Linked DNA regions of Homo sapiens: region 1 is linked to region 2. The links are chromatin loops, found by intact Hi-C in ENCODE. Cell type or tissue: PC-3. All regions are shown on one strand. Each heading gives the region's core, and the rest is flanking DNA. Links, peaks and the distances in the headings are about the cores only. Region 1 has its middle 300 kb from the start of FBXO15. Region 2 has its middle 170 kb from the start of FBXO15.

Region 1 (2,919 bases), core at 94-2,593, 130 kb after region 2:
GTGATCACTGGCATCTGCATATTGCCCTTGGTCTTCCGGTCAGAACTGAGTTTGGGGAAAGGATTTTAGATATATAGACCATTTGCTTTCATTTAACTTCTATTTTAAACTTAAGTTTACATAAGAGACTCTTAAAAGCCTACCTGGTGAAATTTGCCTTTTCCTAAATGGCAGAAGAAGAATCTTAGCAAGATCATCACTCTATGGCTTGAAGAGATGACCCAATTAAATTAGAGCTAGATTAAGCAGCAACAATAACAATAGCAACAAACAAACAGGACAAGTCATTTGTGCCATATTTGATCTTTGCAAAGGTCTGCTCACATCTTAGGCTGGTCTGGGATAAGTCCTTGCAGCCTGCACAACCTGCAGGCAGCTGACCTTCATGACCTGGAGGGAAAATGCTTCCAGATCATGATATTCCGAGGGATGACCTGTTTGATTACAGTTAACTCTACCAGTTTGAAGCAAATAAGAAAAATGTGGATTATATGAGGCTAAAATATATTCTGGCAAAGGCCTTTTCAAGGGGGCGGGGTGATTCTAGGCTCAGGAAATAAAGCAGAACAGCTGCTTCTTTGATTCTCTTCCTCCTCCCTCTCCCCTTCTTTCCCTCTATCTCTTTCTTCCTCCTTTTCTCTCTTCACATAATTTATTGCAAATATATTAACAAAATACTTCATATTAGAGCAATTCAAATGTACAGGGCATCTCAAGTGGCTGTCAATTGGAATAGGTTATCAAAAGAAAAATAGGTGCGCATGCTCACTTGCTTGTTTTGCTCTACTTACTTTACCCATTCAGTCTGCAGTGAGCTGCAACACCCTCCATTTCAGCTAGCTGGATCTGCAGAAAGATCCTAAAAATCTATTTTTCCACTGAGGATAAACTCTGCAAGGTGTTGTGGGTTTTCACCTTTTCTTCTAGGTAAAAATGAGGCCCAGATTTGCTCAGTGGTTTTTATCAGATCACTCAGCTAGTAATACACAGCAAAGCCAGGACAAAAACCTCTGTTTTGTGGACACTCCGCTGATTAACCTTTCTACTCCCATAGTGACTTCTTTCTTAAGCTTTAATGACTGATGCTATTGAGTAGAGTTCCCTGTAAAACTCACTCTTTATTGTATTTCCTTATTGCTCAAATTTTTACAGATTCAAGATGTTCTTTGAAAAGAGAACTTTCCTGAGGTAAGCAAGTATTTCAGTAATGCCCAAAGCAAACATTTTTTTTTTTTTGGCTTCAGCTCACTTCTGACTCATGTCCCTTGATAACTGAGTTCTTCTTCCCCAAGAACCTTAATTATTTTCATCACTGGTTCTTCAATTGTTCCTTGGCCTGATTTCTTCTGTTGTCTTAGACACTTGATCACAAAACAGGAAGCCTGAGAGCTGGGTGCAAGCTCCACTTCCATTGTCCTCTAAGCCAGAGCTGAGTGTGGCCCAAGGACATTGTGTTGTAGGAACATTTTCTTGGATGTTACCTTATTTGTAGCAATTTAGAATTTCAGAATAAATCATCCAAAATGCTTTCCTCTCTTTGTGACTTTGAAGAGCTGGCCCTAGCAGTAAGGTCAGGTCGCTGACTCCCTTGTCAGCTCAGCAGCCTTTGGAAAGAAATGGCTCTAGAATCTCAGGGGTGTCCAATCTTTTGGCTTCCCTGGGCCACATTGGAAGAAGAAGAATCGTCTTGGGCCACACATAAAATACACTAACTCTAGTGATAACTGATGAGCTAAAAAAAAATTGTGAAAAAAAAAACTCATAATGTTTTAAGGAAGTTTATGAATTTGTGTTGGGCCGCATTCAAAGCTGTCCTAGGCCCCATGCATCCCACAGGCCATGGGTTGGACAAGCTTGGCTCTAGATGATGTGAATTGCTTCAGGGGTCACCTGCATCTCACATTAAAGACCACGAAAGAGGGCGAAAAGAGAGTAACTCTGTTGGGTAATACATCGAGCTTTTATACATGCAATTAGTGCTCAGGGTTTCTCTTGTCATAAACATGAAGCTCTTCATTTATGCCTATGTAAGGACAATTGTCTAAATAGTTAATAATTTATGCCTATGTAAGGACGATCGTCTAAATAGTTAATAATTTAGTTTGGTAGAGACACTGGGCATCAGAGTGGACCATGCCAGGAGACAGAGCTGTGAGAAGGGTCCTGGAGGTGTCTGCAACACCCCTTTGTTAAGTATTTGTGAATCTAAACATAGCTAAATGTAGAAAAGCTTCAGTAAAAATATGGTAAAATAACAACAACAACAAAAAAGGTACACCTGTCTAGGGCACTTACTGTGAATGGAGTTTGAAGGACTAGAAATTGCCCTGGGTAAGTCAATAAATGAGTAAATGGTGAGTAAATGTGAAGGCCTAGGACATTACTGTCCACTACTGTAGACTTATAAACACTGTACACTTGGATACACTAAATTTATTAAACAGTTTTTTTAGTAACAAATTAACCTTAGCTTACTATAAGTTTTTACTTTATAAACTTTTAATTTTTTTAACTTTTGAGTCTTTTGTGACAACACTTTTCTTAAAACACAGAAACAGTCTACAGATTGTGTATAAGAAAATAAAAATATTTTCCTTCATTATATTCTATTTTGTAAACTTTTTTGTATTTTTAATTTAATTTTTGTATTTTTTATTTTTAAACTTTTTTTGTTAAAAACTAAGACACACACACACACACACACATTAGCCTATGTCTTTAATGTGATCACACTGGAATTTTATCATATGATTGGATATTTGCCATTTCAGTCACATCCACTGTTTACTTATTGAGTGCTTACTACTTGCCAGGCACTTTTCTATTATATTTTCGATAATTCGTATAATATTAATAGATAATATTTTATGTAATTTTGGTTAGTCCTTCTAACAATTCATAGTTTGTGTTGACATCAGA
Region 2 (2,919 bases), core at 195-2,694:
AACTGTTTATTGAGAACCTATTATTTACTGTGACTCAGTGTTAGTAAGGCTCATTTTCTGCCCCCAAGAAGTTTATCTTTTACAGTGGGAGAGAGATAGTAAACATGTAAGCAGCCAGTCTTTTTTTCCTGTTCCCTTGCCCCTGCAGTATTTATCAGGATCTAGCATACTGTATCATTTACCTAGTATATTTGCTTATTGCTACCCATGTCCCAGGAGAATGTGAGTTCTAGCTTTGTCTTTTTGTGCCCTGAGATGCTGAGAACATTGTAGGCTCTCAATAATGTCTGTTGAATTAATGATAATTTTCCTCTCATGGGCACGAGATAGAGGCACTCCAACCTCACACCCACATTTTGGGCAGGAAAATAAGAAAATAAAGATGAATGCAAAGACAAAGATGAACAGGAGTAGGAGGAAAGGAAAAAAGGAGTAGAATGGGGAAAAAGAGGAGGAGGAAGAAGAAAGAAGCAGTGTCTATTTCATGAAAAAAATCTGAAATACTTAGCAAAACTTCACATCTGCTTCACTGGCTAGAACTGTGTCGGTGAGGGTGAGTATTGTGAGTAGTTTGTCAAGTTAAACAAAACTAGAACTTTTGCTAATAAGAAAGGAGAGAATCAATGTGAATTAGATCATTTCAGGTGGTGATAAGTACGAACCAGTCAGAGTCCTTGGTAGCGAACAATGTATATCAGAACTTCGGCTATTAGACAAGGACATTTGGAGTCCTATGAGGGGGCTGACGGAATCAGCTAGAAGACTTGATCAGCATCAAAGGAAGCCGGGGCAGCCAGGATACTGTTCTAGCAACAACTAGTGCAGGATGCCCCTGCAGGTGCCCTGCCCCCACCACACTGCCAAGGCTGGAAACTATTCACCACTCAACCCTCAACTCTGTGCAACCTGCGGCAGCTTCAGACCCTCCATCTGAGGGCAGCTCCTGTGAGTGGGAGTCCCGGGGGCAGCAGAGCCTCTGTGTGCTTGGATCATTAAGTCTTGCTCCATGTTCTAGTGCCCCGGGGGATGGGAGAGAGAGCACCTGCTTCCCTGCGTCTTTAGCTCTCATGGTAGATGTGGGTGCTGGGCTGCTGGAGAGGCCGAGTCATAGCTTAGACAGTAATCCGGGAAGGTTTAGGGTGGTCAGGGAGGGGCCTCTCCCAGTGGGTGATATTTGAGGTGAGAACAAAGTGATGAGAGAATATTCCAACCAAATGTCCAGACGGAGAGAAAGGAGCCCAGCAGAGGGAGACAGAGAGAGAGACGGAAAAGCTGGTGGGAGGATGAGTAGTAAGGAGGAGAGGCGGGTAAAGGATGAGTGTAGAGGCTTGGAGGTGTTTTACTATGCAGGGCCTTGCAAATTCCAGCAAGAGGTTTGGCTTTTACTCTATTTGTGGAGGAAGCCATTGGAGGTTTAGGTGTTACTTTATTTGGGAGGGAATCACTAACCAGAGGATGCTAGGAACTAAATTAAATTTTAACAAGATGACTGTGGCTGCACGTGGAGAACAGGCCATTGCAGCTGCCCAGGAAAGACGTGATGGCAGCTTGGAGGAGGTGGTCAGACTGGAGTTAATAAGACATGGTCAGCTTGTGGAGGAGCAGGTCTGGTTGGGGTTGGTGGTGTTGGTAAAGGGGTCAGTAGTTCAATTTTATCCTTACAGAGTTTAATTAATTGTTATCTCCTCGAGTGGAAATGTTCAGGATGGAGATGGATATGTAAATCTGGAATTAAGGGAAGGAGCTGGGTGACTCAGATTTGAGAATCCTAATTGTGTAAATGGTATTTAAAGCTATGAAGCAGGATGATGTCACCAAGCAGGGAGTGTAGACAGAGGAGAGGGATAAGGGAAGCCTGCCAGCTTCTACAGGCAGAAGAGGAGCTTCTCTAAGGGACTGAGGAGGAGGAGCCTGCAGGTAGCAGGAGACACCACTGAGTGTGGGTCACAGTCTGGGGAAGAGCGTTTGTCTGGGATGTCTAGAGCATTACTTTTAAAATAGAAGAGTCAATTTGTTTTGCATTATTTCAGGTAGGCAATCCAAATACATACCGTGTGTTTTTAGATCACAATGTTATTTTCTCTCACTGGATTTTGTTTATTTATATTCATACTGTGTTTACCTCTATAAAAGGATTTGAGGGAATTGGGTATAAAGTGGTATTTCGATAACCCATTAAAATAGAAAATTAAGATGAAATGGAAAATAGGAAAAGCTAAATACTATAGGTGTTAATATGCTATACCTCGTTACCATGACAGAATTTCCCATTTAATTCAATCTCCCAGTAGCCAACATCAAAAGGGACAGATTAGGTTTTATAATCATCTTCTTAGATATGGGGAATATTAAAATTCAAGGGAGACAAAGTATTTCCTATAAAATGCTAGAACTAGAATTTATTCTGACAGGCATCGCATACATAGTGGCACACAAAATGCTAAAACAAAACCCAGCGCTCGTCATTATTTTATTCCTACAGAAGCAGAAAATCTTTGAGGTGGTTTCTACTATCATCCCTATTTTATAGATATGAAAACTGAGGCTGGGAGGGGTTCAGTGCATTGGCCAAAACCACATGGATAAGAATTAGCGGAGTGCAATGCTGTGACTGCACACAGCTCCCCGTGTAAGAAGGGAGAGAATAAGGAAGGAACGATGCCGGAAAGGATGGTGGGTCCCACTGTGAAGGTCCCTAAATGTACACTTCTTCCTGCTTCCCTTTTCCCCGCCATCCTCCACCCCTTTACTTGGCCACAACTTCTTATCTTTCAGGCCTCACTGTGGACACACTTTTCCCTGGAGTGACATGGTTTTCACTGGAAGCTTCTCTCATTTCCTTTTGGAAGCTTCCTTCACTCTGCCCGCACCACCATGTCTCCTCTAGGTTCCCCTAGCTCTCTGTGCTCACCCTGCCTG

Evidence for each region. A loop is a pair of places that touch in the nucleus more often than their neighbours do. Peaks named below come from ENCODE experiments on the same cell type or tissue, not always from the same donor. Only the 100,000 strongest peaks of a DNase experiment are listed, where the experiment ranks them.
Region 1: it touches region 2 in a loop (4-fold over the local background); 2 of 110 quality-filtered maps call a loop at or near these places.

The regions. Positions count from the first base shown.
Region 1 is chr18:73,847,222-73,850,140 of GRCh38, reverse strand. No RefSeq gene overlaps it. Among named protein-coding and RNA genes, the nearest start is that of FBXO15, 300 kb to the left of the region's middle. In PC-3, for the core only: no CTCF peak of the experiment used is centred there; a DNase peak (open chromatin) is centred at 1,220; H3K27ac peaks cover 462 bases.
Region 2 is chr18:73,978,851-73,981,769 of GRCh38, reverse strand. No RefSeq gene overlaps it. Among named protein-coding and RNA genes, the nearest start is that of FBXO15, 170 kb to the left of the region's middle. In PC-3, for the core only: CTCF peaks have their summits at 1,026 and 1,230 (motif pointing right); a DNase peak (open chromatin) is centred at 1,809.